Regions from separate parts of the Homo sapiens genome. Here region 2 is linked to region 1. A link is a contact called in ENCODE Hi-C or POLR2A ChIA-PET data. All regions are on one chromosome and are shown on one strand. The core of a region is the stretch at or near the end of the contact, and the rest is flanking DNA. Distances in the headings are between cores, read along the strand shown. Region 1 holds the start of SCP2 (sterol carrier protein 2). Region 2 overlaps SLC1A7 (solute carrier family 1 member 7).

Region 1 (2,700 bases), core at 128-2,627:
AATCATAGCACATTTGTAGCCTTGAATTCCCAGGCTCAAGTGATCTTTCTGCCGAAGCCTCCTGAGCAGATGGGAGGCGTGCATCACTGAGCGCAGCAATTTTACTAAGTTGGTCTAGTCCTAGCTCAGTAGTTCTTTACTTAGCACAGAGGGGGCTTCTTAGAATCTCCTAAACTTGATCTTAGCCAAATGGCCAAGAAGCAATCCTTAGAATCTTCTAGGAGAGCCTTTCTAAATGCTGATACTGCAAACCGAAAAGTATATGAAACGGATCTCAATTAATTTAGAAGTTAATTTTGCCAAGTTTAAGGACGTGCATCATCTTTGGAGACAGGTCCGTGCCTTTCTCCAAAGATGATTTTGAGGGCTTCAGTTTTTATAGGGGAAGGGGCAGATATTGGGGAAAGATGAATAAATTTTAAAAAGATGTGGGTAGATAAGAGGCAAACGGTTGCATTCTTCTGAGTCTTTGATCAACCTTCACATGTGAGGGGGGTAGAGAAATAGTCACTTATGCATTCATCTAGCTCAATGAATCTGCATTTTTACATAAGATAAAATAAACCGGGGAGCCGGGCGCGGTGGCTCACGCCTGTAATCCCAGCACTTTGGGAGGCCAAGGTGGGTAGATCACCTAAGGTCAGGAGTTCCAGACCAGCCTGGCCAACATGGCGAAACCCCATCTCTACTAAAAATACAAAAATTAGCGGGGCGTGGTGGCGCGCGCCTGTAATCCCAGATACTCGGGAGGCTGAGGCAGGAGGATTGCTTGAACCTGGGAGGCGGAGGCTGCAGTGAGCCGAGTTCGCGGCATTGCACTCCAGCCTGGGCGACAGAGCGAGACTCCGGTCTCCAATAAACATGGAAGGCTGTTTCTCCCCGGTTTGCTGGAATAAAGTCTCTGTCTTCCAAATTCCTTTTCGGAGAACTTTTGTTCACAAGATTAAAAAGGTCACGCAGCTGGTGACGGAGCCTGGGTTTTTTGATTTAGACATTGTATCCATGTGTGAGATCCTGCCCATCCCCGCTTTCTTGGTGTCCTGTGAGTTTAAATTCATGAATTCACTCTCAACTGCCACCGCTAACAGGACACAGGCCAATTCCAACACGAACCCCAACGGCTCTCCTCAGGGTCACCTTTCATGAGTCCGCTTTCCGGCCAACCCCTCCTCTCAGTCTTAGGCCCCACTGCAAGCCTACTCCCGCTCACCGTACAGAACCTAAGCACAGGATCAGAGATGGGGACAGGTTGACTCAGTCCCATGCCCAAGTCCGCAAATTAGGGATTCGGCTGCCTAAGGGCTAGAGAACGCTCCCCGCCCCACAGGACGCGCCCCACCCCGCCCCCTCCTCCTGCCCCTACGCACGCGCACTCTCACGCGCCTGTGTTGCCGCCCGCGGCCCTGGCTTCGGGCTTCAGGGAGCTCTGGTGCAGTCTCCGCCTGTCAGTGCCGGCAGTCGTCCGCGGCGCCCGCCCCGGTCCCGCACTGGTGCAGCCATGTCCTCTTCCCCGTGGGAGCCTGCGACCCTGCGCCGGGTGTTCGTGGTGGGGGTTGGCATGACCAAGGTAAACCGAGCAGCGGCCCTGCTGGCCCTCTGAGGCTCGGGGGCGGTCGGTGCCTGGGTTTCTCTGTCCCTCCGGTCTCCTAGCTTCGACTGCTCCGCGCGTGGGTCATCGGCGTGGCGACTTGGTGGCTTGTACTCTGCGGAATCTCTGGGGTCATAGCGTCTCGGGCTGGTTCCTGCGGCCTTCTGCTTCCTCCTTCCCTTTTCTTCTGGTCAGAGTTCATGAAGCAGCCCCGAGATAATCCAAGGATCTCACCTCTTTAGATTCTGAGCGGAGTCCCGAGGTGTGTGGGCTGGCTTGCCCCGGAGGGAGGCAGGTCGCGAATGCCGCCTGCTCGGCCCTCCCAGGAACAGCCCCCACAGGAGCCCTCACAGAGACAGCTCCAGATGTGGATGGCGAGGAGAAACGCTCCTGATGCCCAGCGCCTCGGCCCGAGTGGCAGATTCCGGCCTCCCTCTGTCCCTCCAGTGACTGCTTGGGACCCGGACGCCGCAGGCTCCCACGGCCGTTTTCCCCTCATCGCCCGCATGCTCCTTAATGCCAAACTGCCTTTCGTTTCTCCCCGGACGCAGTTGTCTGATGCCTCTGTTGCTTTGCTTCTGTTCTGTTTGTACCGTGTATCTTCACCTGTTAACTTTTGTGCATCCTGAAAGGATCCGTTCAGATCGGATCTTCTCCAGGACGCCTCGGATCCTCCTGACTTTCCCCTAGAGCCTTGCACTGTGCTTACCTCTGTCCTGCACTTACTGTGCTCGGCAGTACCGGGCAGTACTAAAGCTCATAGGCGTCTGCGCGCCCTCTTAGCATGGCAGCTCCTCTAGACTGGGTACCTGGCTTATTCACTGCTGTGCCCCTCGCCCTGAACGTTCCTGATGCTTGAAGACCCTCAGTGAATGTTAGTTGAACAATACTAAATGGATATGCTTTGTGAAAGAGTTCCTAGGGAGAGTTCTATTTCTGAGAAAACAGCCCTAAAATGTTTATTATTTTACCAGTGGGCTGAGCGTACCTAATTCAGTCCAACATGTAAATAGGCCGGGGCCGGTGGCTCACGCCTGTAATCCCAGCACTTTGGGAGGCCAAGGCGGGTGGATCACCTGAGGTCAAGAGTTCGAGACCAGCCTGGCCAACAT
Region 2 (2,700 bases), core at 50-2,549, 180 kb after region 1:
ATTACTTAATCTCTGTGGTGTTTTAATAAGATTCGAAAAAAAAGAGAAGGGGCCAGACCTGATTAGTGCTCTGCTTGGGTTTCTGTTTTGCGTGCTGCACTGTGAGCAGGCGCCAGCCTTCTGGAGCGGCCCCCCGGAGCCCTGGAAAATGAATTCCTGTCTTGGAGGGTCATCCAGGGACATGGCCTGTTGTGTTCCTCTGGAGTCATCTTTGAGACAAGGATGCAGATCTTTGCCCCTGTGGTGTGCCTTATGTCCCCACGCAGTGGGCTCCCACTTTCCATTTGTCCCACTTGCCCTGGTTCTCAGTTCTCTTCCTGGTCATCAGTGTTTTTGTTCAGTCTTCAGCACCTGGTAGGCACCTGTTCTGGGCCAGGGCAAGGGTCAGGAGGCCCCTGGTCCCTCACTGCCAGTGTCCCCATCTCCTTCACAGCCTCTCAGAGCATCAGGAGTGGCTGTCAGTGCACCCACTTGTCCGTCTGTCCTAAGATGGTGGGCAGCCCTGGGGTGGGGGCGTGAGGGGCATTTGTACTTGCTTCCCAGCTCCCAGCACAATGTCTTCACCCAGAGCAGCAGCTGAATACAGCGGAGCTGAATGGAAAGGAAGTGACTGTGCTCCTCCCAGGGCACCCCATCCATGCCTCTGCTCACCTTCTGTCCACTCCACCCTGCTCTAATCCATCCTTCCCAAACCCACCAGCTTCCCATTCCCAAAGCCTAACAGCCAGCCCCTCAACCTGGGCCTCCTGTCTTCAAGGTTGGGCTCTGCCCAGCCCTCCCAACCTCATCTCCCAGAACCCACCTCCAGAAGCTTTGGTTCATGCCCTGCAGCCTCCTCACTGGCTCATAGGCCTTTGTGTTTCAGAACCACAGAGCTAGACGGGATCTTGAAAATCACTGGGGAAACTGAGGCCTGGAGAGGGGAACTGGCCTGCCCAGGGCCACACAGTAACTTATTATTATCAGAGTGGAGATGAGGCCACAGGTCTCCTAGGTTCTGGTTTCCTGTCCCAGGACGCCTGTGTTCTCTCCCTGTAGCCCCGCTCTCTGACCAAGAAACGGTGAGAGCGAGGCCCAACACCCAGCTTTGCAGAACAACTTGCCTCTGGGTTGAGAGCGGGTGGGGTAGGGCTGGGGCGTGGGGGGTGCGGCTCTAAGCAGCAGGATCAGTTTTCACCACGTGAAAAGCAACCCAAGAGCAGGAAACACTCTGGAACATTTGACTGTGGCACGTGTTTCTGATCTGGAGCCCCGCAGCCCCTGAGTAAGGGCAGGCAGTGGTGAAGGAGGCAGCACCGATACCTCCTTCCACCATGTGGAGAAGCCGTTCTGAATCATAAGACCCAAGAAACCATGAATCACAGTTACCAGATCCTAGAAATAACAGATCTTACAAATGAGGTTTCTTGAAGTTCCTCTTTCCTCGTCTTTAGGATGTTCACTCTCCTAGTTCTCCTCCTGCCTCTCTGCTTGCCCCTGCTCTGTTTGCTGTGCAAAGCCCACAGTGCGGCCGTGAGCCAAGGCCCGTCCTAGGCCTCTGCACCTGCTTGCTGGGCACATTCTCCCTGGACCATTCCAGTTCCTCCTGGGGATCAGACCCCAATGCCACTGATGACCTTAAACCCCACGTGTGCATTCAGCAAACTCTGCGCACCCACTCGGTGCCAGGTGCTGTCCTAGGCTCCAGGATACAGCAGGGAACGGAGGTTAAAGAGCCAGGCTTCACAGGGCATATTACATTCCAGTGGATGTGGGAGGAAAAGAAACACGTAGATATGATCATGTTGGGTAGTAAGAAAGGCTATGAGGAGAAGTGACTCAAGAGAAGACAACAGAGAGGCAGAGCCTGGGAGGTCTCAGGAGAGGCGACACCCAGGAGAGATGTAAATGGAGTGAGGGAAGGAGCTGCATGCTTTCTGCAGGGAGGGCCACCCAGAGAGGAGGCAATGACACCCAGACAGGAAGGACAACGAGGCGGGTGGGGCTGGAGCCAGGGCAGGGAAAGGGAGAGTTGGGGCGGAGGTCAGAGTCTGATGTGTGTCAGCAAGTGCCTGTAAGCTGCGGTGCAGGCTACGACTTTGTTGCCATGTGCTGGGTTGAGAGCAGGTTTTGAAAAGGATGCCTCTGGCTGCAGTGCTGAGAACAGAGGACAGGAAGCAGAGAGGAAGCGGAGGCCAGGCCAGACACTGGAGTGGGCGGCAATGGCGGGAGTGGCAGGGGAGGTGGAAGGGCCATGGCTTGGGATTTGGTTTTCAAGGTAGAGCTCACAGAATTTGCTGAGGAACTGGCTGCAGGGTATGAGAGAATGAGAGATGTCAGACCAAGATGGGCAGGGCGAGAAAAGGGCAGATTTATGGAGAAATCAAGAGTTGAGCTTGGGCCTGTTAATTTTGAGATACCTCTAGACACTTTATGTGAGAATCTGGAACTCAGGTGAGAGTTTTCCAGGCTGGAGACTAAATTCGGAAGTGCCAGAGTCCAGAAGGTGTTCAAAGCCCTGGTATTGGATGAAGTCTTGCCAGCCAAGTAAGCAAACACAGAACAGACCCTGCCTGGATCTCTTTCTGGCTCCAGACCCTATAGGTGACAGCCACGCGATAGGAACAGCATGGCAAATATTTGATGATCCTTAGTTCATCACACACTCTAAAGGGTAAAAGAGAAGCTGAAGATCTTCCTGGAGAAATGAAGGGAGTGGTA

Evidence for each region. Hi-C counts contacts between places; a loop is a spot of excess contacts on that map. ChIA-PET counts read pairs that join two places held with the same protein, here RNA polymerase II (POLR2A).
Region 2: a map of PC-3 shows a loop between it and region 1 (2.8-fold over the local background). The contact joins the enhancer-like site here to the promoter of SCP2 in region 1. A Hi-C loop is called at or near these places in 1 of 168 maps with a recorded cell type or tissue (PC-3). POLR2A ChIA-PET finds 5 or more read pairs at or near these places in 1 of 52 experiments (Panc1).

Annotation. Positions count from the first base shown.
Region 1 is chr1:52,925,899-52,928,598 of GRCh38, forward strand. It overlaps SCP2 (sterol carrier protein 2), which reads left to right and starts at 1,378. Exons shown (of 16, transcript NM_002979.5): 1 at 1,378-1,567. The coding sequence starts at 1,499. RefSeq lists a silencer at 1,141-1,420 and enhancers at 1,473-1,988, 1,641-1,700, 1,711-1,800.
Region 2 is chr1:53,109,317-53,112,016 of GRCh38, forward strand. The region is part of intron 3 of SLC1A7 (solute carrier family 1 member 7); the gene reads right to left. Among named protein-coding and RNA genes, the nearest start is that of SLC1A7, 32 kb to the right of the region's middle. RefSeq lists a silencer at 1,141-1,435 and an enhancer at 1,803-2,527. Within about 2 kb of position 1,300, at least 9 of the 41 ENCODE cell types and tissues checked have a DNase peak (open chromatin) inside an H3K27ac peak, as active enhancers do; they include PC-3, where a contact is called at or near this core.